Linked DNA regions of Homo sapiens: region 2 is linked to region 1. A link is a contact called in ENCODE Hi-C or POLR2A ChIA-PET data. All regions are on one chromosome and are shown on one strand. The core of a region is the stretch at or near the end of the contact, and the rest is flanking DNA. Distances in the headings are between cores, read along the strand shown. Region 1 has its middle 17 kb from the start of ELOA. Region 2 holds the start of SLC9A1 (solute carrier family 9 member A1).

Region 1 (6,145 bases), core at 1,026-3,525:
CAGCTTGGCCAACATGGTGAAACTCCGTCTCCATAAAAATAAAAATACAAAAATTAGCTAGGCATGATGGTGCATGCCTGTAGTCCCAGCTAGATGGGAGGCTGAGGCAGGAAAATCACTTGAACTTGGGAGGCGGAGGTTGCAGTGAGCTGAGATCATGCCACTGCACTCCAGCCTGGGTGACAGAGTGAGACTTGATCTCAAAAAAAAAAAAGCAGTTTCATATGGGTCAATATAATAGAAAGTCCTACATTTTCAGGCCCCTATGTTCCAGCAAAACCAACTGCTTGTCATTGTTGTGCACCTGCAACATTATTTGTTGCCTCTGTGCCTTTGCCCAAGCCAGTTCCTTATCTGGATACCCACACACTCTTAGGATTCAGGTGTCCCCACCTTCTGGAACCTTCCCTGTCATCTGTCCCCCAAGGCAGGTGAAGTGCTCCTCCTCAGTGCTTCCCTAATGCAGTCAGCATGGCTGTCTAAATGTTTAGGTTTGTCTACCCCACTAGCCTATGAACTCCTCTAGGGCAAGGACGATTTTTTGGTAGCTAACCAAATATGTGAGTTAATGAATATCTACAAAGAAGGGAGGCCTAACTCTGCCGGGAGAGCCACAGAAGGTTTCAGAAAGGGACCATCTGACCTAGATCTTGAAGGAGGAGGAGGAAGGAATTTGCCAGATGATAAGTGAGTGGAAGGATACTCCAGTTGAGGTGACAGCAGGTGTAAAGGGGCTGGAGTTCCAATGGAGCCTGCAGTGTTAGAGGAAATGTAAGCACGGCTTGAGAAGGGTGCATGAAGGAGAGCCAAGAGAAAAAGGCCATCTTCATAGGGGATACCCTCCCTCCTGAATCTTGGTCAAGACACCCTGAAACTGATAAACACATCCACAAATACTCCCCAGTGGGTACTGATTAAAGGGCCTGTGGGACTAGAGTGTTCTTCTACCTTGAAGACAAAAACAAAAAAACAAAAAAAAAACAAATCATCTGAGCACAGATGTAAAACCAGCCACATGGAACCACTATGTTCAAACTAGCATGACCTTCTGCAGCCCTCAAGGAACTACTCTCTAGAGAAGTCACTGTAGGCCGGGCGCGGTGACTCACGCCTGTCATCCCAGCACTTTGGGAGGCTGAGGTGGGTGGATCACCTGAGGTCAGAAGTTCGAGGCCAGCCTGGCCAACATGGTGAAACCCCGTCTCTACTAAAAATACAAAAATTAGCTGGGCGTGGTAACAGGCACCTCTAATTCCAGCTACTCGGGAAGCTGAGGCAGGATAATTACTTGAACCTGGGAGGCGGAGATTGCAGTGAGCTGAGATTGCCCCACTGCACTCTAGCCTAGGCAACAGAGCAAGACTCCATCTCAAAAAAAAAAAAAAGAAAGAAAGAAAGAAAGAAAAGAAAAAAGAATCATTGTTCCCTTAAGGCCAGCAGATTCCCCTTTCACTTCCTGGTTTGAATGGGGCAGGACACAGGCAAACCTCTAGAAAGTGTGTTTCCTCACCAAAGTGGGGAGTTGTGATTGTTGAATACGCTGATAACTAAATCAATAATACTTGTGCCAAGAACTAGAGAATAAAGAAGAAATACGCTCTTGAAATAGGAATAAAGATTCATTCAAATATTTATTGAACCCCCCCTCTGTGGCGGTACTGGGCTTGATGCTTGGCCTCCTGAGATGTGCAGACAGCCCCAAACCTAAACAAGAGTCCAGGCTAGTGGATGTGATGTTATTCAAAAGAAATATTTCACTAGGGAAGCCCTAAATCTCTCCATACCTAAAGGATGATCTGAAGACTTAAAACAAAAATTCTACTGAGGGAGAAGAAAGTTCTATAGATGTATTTTTTTTAAATGTTCAATCTCAGCAGTAATCAGGGAAATGCAAATTGCATTTTAATTTGAATTGAAACACCATTTCAAGCCCACTAAACTGATTTAGTACCTGATAGGATGACTGAGCCAGCACGCCTGAGGTGGCAGAACAGTAAACATGACCAGGTACTGAGGAGCTACAGGTACAGCAGGCGCTTAGTAAATATTTTGCTAAGTCAAGCACAGAAAGCCTAGAACATAGATAGCAAACTGGCAGCTTGTGGGCTAAATACAGCCTACCGACATGTTTTGTTTGCTCTCCCAATGTTTACAAAAATGAAATAATTGCCAAGAGTTTAAAATGAGGAGATTTCACAACTTCTCTTGAGAAACAGTAAGATCCAGCAGCTCCTGGCCCAGTCTCCATGGGGCAACACGTGGCTGCAGCTGAGAGCAACAGAGAGAGCCCTACGTCTTTCACCACATCCCCACTACAGCCCCGGCCTCCCACGCTGGGGCTGCTGCACCATCTTCCGTTCTGTCTAGCCCTAGAAGCACAGAAGTACGCTCCTCCTTGGCTAGAGATTTAATGGGATCCACTCTCAGGAAGAAAATTCAGAGACTGGTATTACCAACTCTGCAATGGAGCCAGGAACTACGGCCAGGGACAGTTTCTTCAGTGAGATACTGACATCCTATTATCCCAAATCCTTAAAACCCTACAGGGTTGATGCTATCATCAACATTGTTCATTCACAATTGGAAACTGAGGCATAAAGAAGTTAAGAAATTTGCCCAATGGGTGGCAAAACAGGAATGGAAACTCAAGAATTTCTGACTTAGCTAATATTAATTAAGCATATTAATATGCTAAGCACTTAAATGTATCACGTGAGCTAAATAATTTGATTCTCACTTCAACCCTGTGGGATAGAAACAATTACTAAGCCCATTTTACTTGTGAGGAAACTATGGCACAGAAGGTTCATGACTAGTCAAAGGCCACACAGCTAATTGGAGGCAGAACTGAGATTTGAATCCAGCAGTCTTACAACACAGCTTGAATCTCGCAAGGCAGGTGGCTGCCTGCCTCTAGTAGCTTCTGCAGAGTGAGTCCCCACTTCACCAACCCCACCAATTCCCTCTTCATGTTCACCACTGTTACCAGTTCAGTGCCTTTTTTTCAAGACAGAAGCACTGTCTATGGTGGCTTTTAATACCCCAATGGGATGCCACATACCATCCTGCAACATGCTTACCCTTCTCTTTTTTTTTTTTTTTTTTCAGACGGAGTTTCACTCTTGTTGCCCAGGCTGGAGTGCAACGGTGCAATCTCCGATCACCGCAACCTCTGCCTCCTGGGTTCAAGCAATTCTCCTGCTTCAGCATCCCGAGTAGCTGGGATTACAGGCATGCGCCACCACGCCCAGCTAATTTTTTTATTTTTAGTAGAGACGGGGTTTCTCCATATTGGTCAGGCTGGTCTTGAACTCCCGACCTCAGGTGATCCACCCACCTCGGCCTCCCAAAGTGCTGGGATTACAGGTGTGAGCCAGCGCGCCCGGCCCGCTTATCCTTCTCTTAATAATACACTGTGGAGCACCTTCCATATCAGCATGCTATTCCATTTTGTAGACTTACTGTAATTTATTTAACTTATAAATATTTAAGGCAGGGTAAGGTGGATCATTCCTATTATCCCAACACTTTGGGAGGCCAAGACGGGAGGAGCACTTGAGCCCAGGAATTTAAGACCAACCCAGGTAACAAAGCGAGCGAGACCCAGTCTCTACAAAAAAAAAAATTTTAGGCCAGGTGCGGTGGCTCACGCCTCTAATCCCAGCACTTTGGGAGGTGAAGGCAGGCGGATCACCTGAGATCAGGAGTTCAAGACCAGCCAGGCCAACATGGGGAAACCCCATCTCTACTAAAAATACAAAAATTAGCCAGGCGTGATGGCAGGTGCCTGTAATCCCAGCTACTTGGGAGGCTGAGGCGGGAGAATTGCTTGAACCTGGGAGATGGAGGCTGCAGTGAGCCGAGATCGTGCCATTCCAGCCTAGGCGACAGAGCAAGATTCCATCTCAAAATAAATAAGTAAATAAATAAATAAATAAATAAGGCAGGTGTGGTGGCTCACACCTGTAATCCCAGCACTTTGGGAGGCTGAGGCGGGTAGATCATGAGGTCAGGAGATGGAGACCAGCCTAGCCAACATGGTGAAACCCTGTCTGTACTAAAAATATAAAAATTAGCCAGGTGTGGTGGCACGTGCCTGTAGTCCCAACTACTCGGGAGGCTAAGGCAGGAGAATCACTTGAACTCAGGAGGCAGAGGCTGCAGTGAGCTGAGATCATGCCACTGCACTCCAGCCTGGGCGACAGAGCGAGACTCCGTCTCAAAATAAATAAATAAATAAATATTTATTTATGTTGTCCTCTGTTTTTTTCTTTTTCTTTTTTTTGAGATGGAGTCTCGCTCTGTCACCCAGGCTGTAGTGCAGTGGCGTGGTCTCGGCTCACTGCAAGCTCTGCCTCCCGGGTTCACGCCATTTTCCTGCTTCAGCCTCCTGAGTAGCTGGGACTACAGGCACCTGCCACCACACCTGGATAATTTTTTTTTTTTTTTTTTTTTGTATTTTTAGTAGAGACGGGGTTTCACCATGTTAGCCAGGATGGTCTCGATCTTCTGACCTTGTGATCCGCCTGCATTGGCCTCCCAAAGTGCTGGGATTACAGGCATGAGCCACCGCGCCCGGCCTTTTTTTTTTTGAGACAGAGTCTCGCTCTGTCGCCCAGGCTGGAGTGCGGTGGCGCCATCTCGGCTCACTGCAAGCTCCGCCTCCCAGATTCACGCCAGTCTCCTGCCTCAGCCTCCCAAGTAGCTGGGATTACAGGCGCCCACCACCATGCCTGGCTAATTTTTATATTTTTAGTAGAGACAGGGTTTCACCATGTTGGCCAGGCTGGTGTCGAACTCCTGACCTCAAGTGAGTCTGCCCGCCTCAGACTCCCAAAGTGCTGGGATTACAGGCGTGAGCCACTGCGCCCGGCCTAGTTTTTCCTTCTTTAAAAAACAACTGATGCATTCACCTAAATTTGTGCGGTTGGACACTGTAGGATAATTCTAAGTAGAATTCTGGAGTCAAAGTCATGCATCTATAAGATTTTGATAGATACTGTAAAATTCTCCTCCAGAAAGGCTCTGCCAATGTACATTTCCACCAACACTGTAAGAAGTGCCTGTTTTCCATGCCCTTGCCTACGATGGGTACATTTTCCTGTTGCTTTTTCTGTACCACACATAAACTGCCTCCCTTAAGCTGCCTTCTTGTTTTTATAATTTGTTCAGTTTCACCAGCATGATTACAACTATAAAAGGAACAAAACAAAATAATCTACGTCTAGGAAACACACCAAAATGATGGCAGTGATTGGATTTATGTGGGCATGACATAAGTGATTTTTTTTTTTTTTTGAGATGGAGTTTCGCTCCTGTTGCCCAGGCTGGAGTGCAATGATGCAATCTTGGCTCACTGCAACCTCCGCCTCCCAGGTTCAAGCAATTCTCCTGTCTCAGCCTCCCGAGTAGCTGGGATTACAGGCATGCGCCACCATGCCCAGCTAATTGGGTATTTTTAGTAGAGACGGGGGTTTCTCCATGTTGGTCAGGCTGATCTCGAACCCCTGACCTCAGGTGATCCGCCTGCCTCGGCCTCCCAAAGTGCTGGGATTACAGGCGTGGGCCACCGAGCCCGGCCTATAAGTGATTTTTTTTTTCAGTATTTTCTAAATGCTCTTAAGTGAGTATTGCAGAAATTTTCTCCCTTTTCCCCCACCCATCCCTTTATTTTTTATTTAAAAGAAGAAAAATGCCCAGAGTGTTAATCTTCAGGGCAACATGGAGGAGAGTGGCTAAAGAGACTGTTGCCCTGTAGTGCAGTCAGGTTTTGTAGGACAACTGATGCTTCCCCTGCTGCCCTCCACAACTCTCACAAGTGGATGGACTGAATAGGGAAGGTGGTAAAGAAGAAGTGAAAGTAGCTGGAACTACTCAGGGCCTGAGGCAAGGTGAAAAAGAGTAAGAAGCCCGAAAAGGGGCTGGGTGCAGTGGCTCATGCCTGTAATCCCAGCACTTTGGGAGGCCGAGGTGGGGCGGATCATGAGGTCAGGAGTTAGAGCCCAGCCTGACTAGCATGGTGAAACCCCGTCTCTACTAAAAATACAAAAATTAGCTGGGCATGGTGGTGGGCAGCTGTAATCCCAGCTACTCAGGAGGCTGAGGAAGGGGAATAGCTTGAACCCAGGAGGCAGAGGTTGCAGTG
Region 2 (6,145 bases), core at 2,365-4,864, 3.4 Mb before region 1:
GTTGGCCAGGCTGGTCACAAACTCTTGACCTCAGGTGATCCACCTGCCTCGACCTCCCAAAGTGCTGGGGTTACAGGCATGAGCCACCGCACCCAGCCTAGCATTTGGATCATTGATAAACCTGGGGCACTTGGTTGTGAACTCTAAAGGGCTGAACAATTGTGAGGCATTATTGTTATTATTCTGATCCTTGCTCGAAATGCTCTTTGGTTACTTTCATTATAGCTGATGTTCTCCTTTCATCTGCTCCCAGATGACACAAGTCCCCTGCCCTTCTCTGAAGTCTCTTTTGTCATTTCCCAGGTGGCTGGAATTTGTGCCTGGAGAATGTGAGGTACAGAGAACTCAGTTTAGGCATGGGATTATAAAAAAAGAGAGAGAGAGAGAGAACTCAGTTTAATGTTGCCACCTTCAGTTACTATCATATCACTTTATTAATTATTTTATTTTTATATTCATTTATTTATTTTGAGACAGAGTCTCCCTCTGTCACCCAGGGTGGAGTGCAGTGGCACAATCTCAGCTCACTGCAACCTCCGTCTCCTGGGTTCAGGGGATTCTCCCACCTCAGCCTCCCAAGTAGCTGGGACTATAGGTATGCTCCACCACGCCCAGCTAATTTTTGTATTTTTTGGTAGAGACAGGGTTTTGCCATGTTAGCCAGGCTGGTCTTGAACTCCTGACCTCAAGTGATCTGCCTGCCTCAGCCTCCCACAGTGCTGGAATTACAGGCGTGAACCACTGTGCCTGGCCTAATTAATTTTTAGAGATGGGTCTCACTATGTTTCCCAGGCTGGAGTGCAGTGGCTATTTCACAAGCACAATCATAGTGCATTACAGCCTCAAATTCCTGGGTTCAAGTGATTCTTCTGCCTCAGCCTCCCAAGTAGCTGGGACTACAGGTGCATGCCACTGCACCTGGATATTATTATTTTATTTTACTTATTTTTTTTAAAGACAGGGTCTCCCTATGTTGCCTAGGTTGGTCTTAAACTCCTGGCCTCAACTGATACTCCCATCTCAGGCTCCTGAGTTGCGGGGATTACAGGCATGAGCCACTGCTGCTAGCTTATTATTATTTTAATATATTTTTCCATGGAAGGATAGCATACCTAGAAAAAGGTGCACACATCTTGAGTCTTCAGTGAGTTATCACGAAACAACTACGTCGCTGTAACCTTTGTAGCTATCACCCAGTAAAGAAATAGAACATTACCAGCATTCTAGAAGCCCTCATTATGTCCACTTTATGCCCCCTCCCAATTCCTACCACCTCCTTCCTCCCTCTGGCTTATCTCTGTGTTGCCAGAGCCCAGCACAAAGCCCTGTCAAGAGGCCCAGTAAACATTTGTTAAACTAAATTGAATCTCAAGTACTTGTGATGTGACCTTGAGCTAGACACTTTGACTGTTTTGGCCTTAATGTACTCTTCTGCAAAACAGGGACAGCATTTCAGTGATTTCTATACCTCCCAACCCTAGTTGTATATCAGAGCCTTTGAAAAAAATACTTTGGCACTACCCTGAAGTAATTGAATCTAAATCTCTGACGGTGGGTCCCCGAAAATGATATTTTACAAAAGATGATGATGATGATGATTACTATGATTGACAGGGTCTCCCTTTGTTGCCCAGGCTAGAGTGCTGTGGTGGATCATAGTTCACTGTAGTCTCAAACTCCTAGGTTCAAATGATACTCCTGCCTCAGCCTCCCAAGCAGCTAGGACTACCAAGCACAGCTAATTTTATCAGACAATGGTATTTATTTTTATTTATTTATTTTTTTTTGAGACAGAGTCTCGCTCTGTTGCCCAGGCTGGAGTACAGTGGTGCAATCTTGACTTACTGCAACCTCCGCCTCCTGGGTTCAAGTGATTCTCTTGCCTCAGCCTCCTGACTAGCTGGGATTACAGGCATGTGCCACCACGCCCGGCTAATTTTTTTTTTTTTTTTTTTTTTTTGAGACGGAGTCTCGTTCTGTCGCCCAGGCGGGAGTGCTGTGGCGCGATCTCCGCTCACTGCAAGCTCCGCCTTCCGGGTTCACGCCATTCTCCTGCCTCAGCCTCCCGAGTAGCTGGGACTACAGGCGCCCGCCACTGCGCCCGGCTAATTTTTTGTATTTTTAGTAGAGACCGGGTTTCACCGTGGTCTCGATCTCCTGACCTCGTGATCCGCCCGCCTCGGCCTCCCAAAGTGCTGGGATTACAGGCGTCAGCCACTACGCCCGGCCTAGACAATGGTATTTTAAAAAAGCTTTCCAGTGATTCCATTGTACAGCCATGATCCCTTGAACCTCACCAATTTCAACCAAACTATAGGTTCAAATTTAAGTTCCACTACTTAAAGCATGCCACTGTTGTGGGTTGAATTGTGTCCCGGCAAAAGAAGTTGAAGTCCTAATGCCCAGTGCCTATGAAGATGGACTAATTAGGATGCAGTCTTTGAAGATGTTCAGGTTAAGATGAGGTAATTACGTTGGATTTCTAATCCAATGACTGGTGTCCTTATAAAAAGGGGAAATCTGGCTGGGGGTTGTGGCTTACCCCTGTAATCCCAGCACTTTGGGAGGCCGAGGCGGGTGGATCACCTGAGGTCAGGAGTTCGAGACCAGCCTGACCAACATGGTGAAACCCCATCTCTACTAAAAATACAAAAATTAGCTGGACGTGGTGGTGGGTGCCAGTAATCCCAGCTACTCTGGAGGCTGAGGCAGGAGAATCGCTTGAATCCAGGAGGCAGAGGTTGCATTGAGCTGAGATGGCGCCACCGCACTCCAGCCTGGGCAACAAGAGCCAGACTCTATCTCAAAAAAAATAAAAATAAAAATAAAGTGTGGGCGGGGAATCTGGACGCAGAGACAGAGACACCAGGAGAACTCCATGGAATACCAGATAGTCCTAACAAACCACTGGAAGGTAGGAGAAAGGCATGGGACAGATTCTCCCTCATAGCTCTCAGCTGAAACCAACCCTGCCAACACCTAGATCCGACCTCCAGCCTCCAGAACTGTGAGACAATCAATTTCTGTTGTTGCAGCCACCCAGTTTGGGGTGATACTTTGTTACGGCAGCCCTAGTAAGCAATACAACTACTTGCATAGTAGCCAGGGGACTCTCTTCACCTGTTTCCTCATCTGTAAAAGTGGAATTGTAATAATGTGCCAGGGTGCATTCCAAATAGTTTACACGGATTGTCTCAGTCATTACATCATCCCTCTGACATAGTCACTATTACTGTCTCTACTTAACAGATGAGAAAGTTGTGAAACAGGTTAAGTAACTTGCTCAAGGTCACACGGTAACTAAATACATAAACTAATAATACATTCTTCACAGGATTATTCGAAAGCCCTTATGAGACTGCAGATGTGGACGTGAAATCGTTTTGTAAGTAGTCGGCATTTTACTCGCGTTAGTGAGGTTCTCTGTATATTCAGGACTTTTTTTTTTTTTTTTTTTTGTCATCTCTGACTCTCCTTCCTCTTCCTACGCGATACTTCTTTCCCTCGGCGACAGGGGCCGCTGCGCTGGGCGGGTGCCGACGGTCTCTCTAGCCCGCCGCACCGGCTGCTCGCTGGTGCCTATAAGTGACAGCGCCGGGCTCAGCTAGGCTTCAGTCTGCTGCCGCCGGGGCCGGGGCTAGGGTTAGTTCTGGAGCTGGACCAGGAGGAGCTGCAGCTGGGCCGGGGCGGAGCGCCGCGTCGCGCCAGGGCCGCGAGGAGGGGCGTGTTGCTGCTGGCCCACCGCGAGCCGCCCCCAGCCCGCGCCGAGGCGCCTTCCCGCCAGGCCGCCTGCCTTCCGCCTCTTTCCATTTCCCCGGAATCTCAGCCCGGCGCGCCTGGACCCCTGCCCCTCTCTGGGTGGAGAAGCTCCCGGCCGCTTCCCGGTTTCACTCCTTCTCAGCCTGGGCTCCCAGCCCCCTCTCTCCTTTTCCTGGACTGGCTCTCACCCCCTTCGGTCCCCTTCCTTTAGCTCAGGCTCCCTACCCCTTCCTTTAGCCCACAGCCCAGAGTCCCAGCTCCTCAGTCACTTTCCTCAGCCAAAGGTCCCAGCCTTCCTTCTTCCTTTCCTTTGCACTATCCCTATCCTGCCCCTTCCTCTATCCCTAGGGCTCAGTTTCCCACATCCGTCCTCCCCCTTCCCAGGCCCGGAGTTCCAGACCTTTTGGTCTCCTTTCGTGGTCGTTCCTGGGTCCTTGCCCCCTTTCCCCACTTTGGAGTTCCAGATTGCAAACCCAGCCTCCCTCCACCCCCAGAAAATTGCTTCCATGGAAATGCCTCTCTAAAACATGAACTTTTCCTAGAGACTACGCCAGTCTCTCTTCCCACTTGCTGACCCTTTGCTACCTATGTGCCCGGTTTTACTCTCATTTGGGTAAGGTCGAGGCTGGCTCTGGAAGCAGCACCATGGTTCTGCGGTCTGGCATCTGTGGCCTCTCTCCACATCGGATCTTCCCTTCCTTACTCGTGGTGGTTGCTTTGGTGGGGCTGCTGCCTGTTCTCAGGAGCCATGGCCTCCAGCTCAGCCCAACTGCCAGCACCATTCGAAGCTCAGAGCCACCACGAGAACGCTCGATTGGGGATGTCACCACCGCTCCACCGGAGGTCACCCCAGAGAGCCGCCCTGTTAATCATTCCGTCACTGATCATGGCATGAAGCCGCGCAAGGCCTTTCCAGTCCTGGGCATCGACTACACACACGTGCGCACCCCCTTCGAGATCTCCCTCTGGATCCTTCTGGCCTGCCTCATGAAGATAGGTAAGTCCCGTTTGCTCCGATGCTGCGGCCGCCACCAGACTGGTGAGCTTCTTGCCTCATCTCGCACCATTTGAGGCTGTCCAGGAGTAAGGATCTGAACTACCCCCATAAAGTAGGCAGTCTCCATCCTGCCACCTTGGTCCTTCTCAGGCTCCAGTTCTGTGGCTTCTGATCTGTGATCTGAGGCTTCCCAAGATTGGAGCCAGCACTGTGCACAGAAGAGAGCAGGATTAGAGAATGGGATGCCTCTGATCCTAGGTCCCTTCAGTAAGGCTTCCACGACTGGCAAGTCTCCTCTGGCTGGGCCAGACCCCCAGGGGAGCCAGGCACCCCGCTGTGTGTGAGACAGAAAGGAGTGTCTTCTGGCGAGTGGCACATTCTGCTCTGTCAACAGCAACCAGTGCAATTTATGACAGGCTTCACTGGAGCGTGTTCCAGGATGGAGTATATTTCTACTTGGCCTGCTTGAGGAGTTTAAGCATAGTGGAGACCTGGGCACAGGAAACTTACAAGTGTGGTGGAACACAGGGGATCCCCATATTCCCACCTTTCCTTCATCTCCAGAATGTTATCTGTCAGCTTTGCTTGTCCAGGCTAGTTAGGAGCCCCTGAGTCAATTTCCGGCCCAGGAATGCCATACTTTATAGAATCTGTGGGACAAGGGGCCCTGGAAATTTCTGAAGTCTGTTTTGGAAGTGGAGGGAGAGTAGAGGAGGTTGAGGCTTGGTCTGACCCCAGCTCACCCCCAGGTCGCTGCCTGGCTGTGTCTCAGGGTGCTGTCTGGCCTGCTGCTCAATCAAGTAGATGAGGTAGATGGGGGAGCCTAGGGATGTTCAGGCCTGAAGAGACTTTGAAACCTTCTTTTGGGGAGAAGGAAACAGACAACTTATTTGCTCTCAGAGTATTGGTCTCCCTGCTAGGCCTGAGCACTCTGTTCTGCTGAGTGATTGGGGGAGCTTACTGGAGCCTACATTGCCCAGAAGTCCCTGAAAGTGGTGTTCAGGGGGACTTTGACAACTGCCTTTGCATTTTCAGCTTGCCCCCAGCTGGCTGTGGAAGGCATGAGGTCCTGGGACTCTGCTGTCCCCTCTGCCTGAGATTTGGGTTTGGGAATTTGGCAGGAAACCTTCCAGCTCTCCCAAGGACATGCAGGAGCTGAGCGGTGCTGCCGGGCTGGTGTGAGGCAGGCTCTGGGACATGCAGCGGGAGGGAAGTGGTGCCTCTAATTTGACAGATCCAGGAGCTGGGTTCCTGGTGCAGGGCTCTTGTGCCAAGCTGGTCACAGTAGCAGAGCCTTACATGGAACTAAGCCATCAGCACCTATACCTTGATGGCAGTTAGCTTCCTGGAGAGAAATCAAGGACTGGACAAGGGGAACCATGTGTACTG

The links. A loop is a pair of places that touch in the nucleus more often than their neighbours do. ChIA-PET counts read pairs that join two places held with the same protein, here RNA polymerase II (POLR2A). Pooled maps may share reads with other maps.
Region 2: a pooled map shows a loop between it and region 1 (2.9-fold over the local background). The contact joins the promoter of SLC9A1 here to the enhancer-like site in region 1. A Hi-C loop is called at or near these places in 2 of 50 pooled maps. POLR2A ChIA-PET finds 5 or more read pairs at or near these places in 2 of 52 experiments (WTC11 and activated naive CD4-positive, alpha-beta T cell).

The regions. Positions count from the first base shown.
Region 1 is chr1:23,723,606-23,729,750 of GRCh38, reverse strand. No RefSeq gene overlaps it. Among named protein-coding and RNA genes, the nearest start is that of ELOA, 17 kb to the left of the region's middle. RefSeq lists enhancers at 1,251-1,400, 5,697-5,756. Within about 2 kb of position 2,275, at least 20 of the 41 ENCODE cell types and tissues checked have a DNase peak (open chromatin) inside an H3K27ac peak, as active enhancers do.
Region 2 is chr1:27,152,594-27,158,738 of GRCh38, reverse strand. SLC9A1 (solute carrier family 9 member A1) reads left to right here and starts at 3,614. Exons shown (of 12, transcript NM_003047.5): 1 at 3,614-4,756. The coding sequence starts at 4,405. LOC102723760 (a long non-coding RNA gene) reads right to left here and starts at 1,178. Exons shown (of 3, transcript XR_426674.4): 1 at 1,113-1,178; 2 at 215-320. RefSeq lists an enhancer at 2,220-2,719 and a silencer at 3,665-3,894.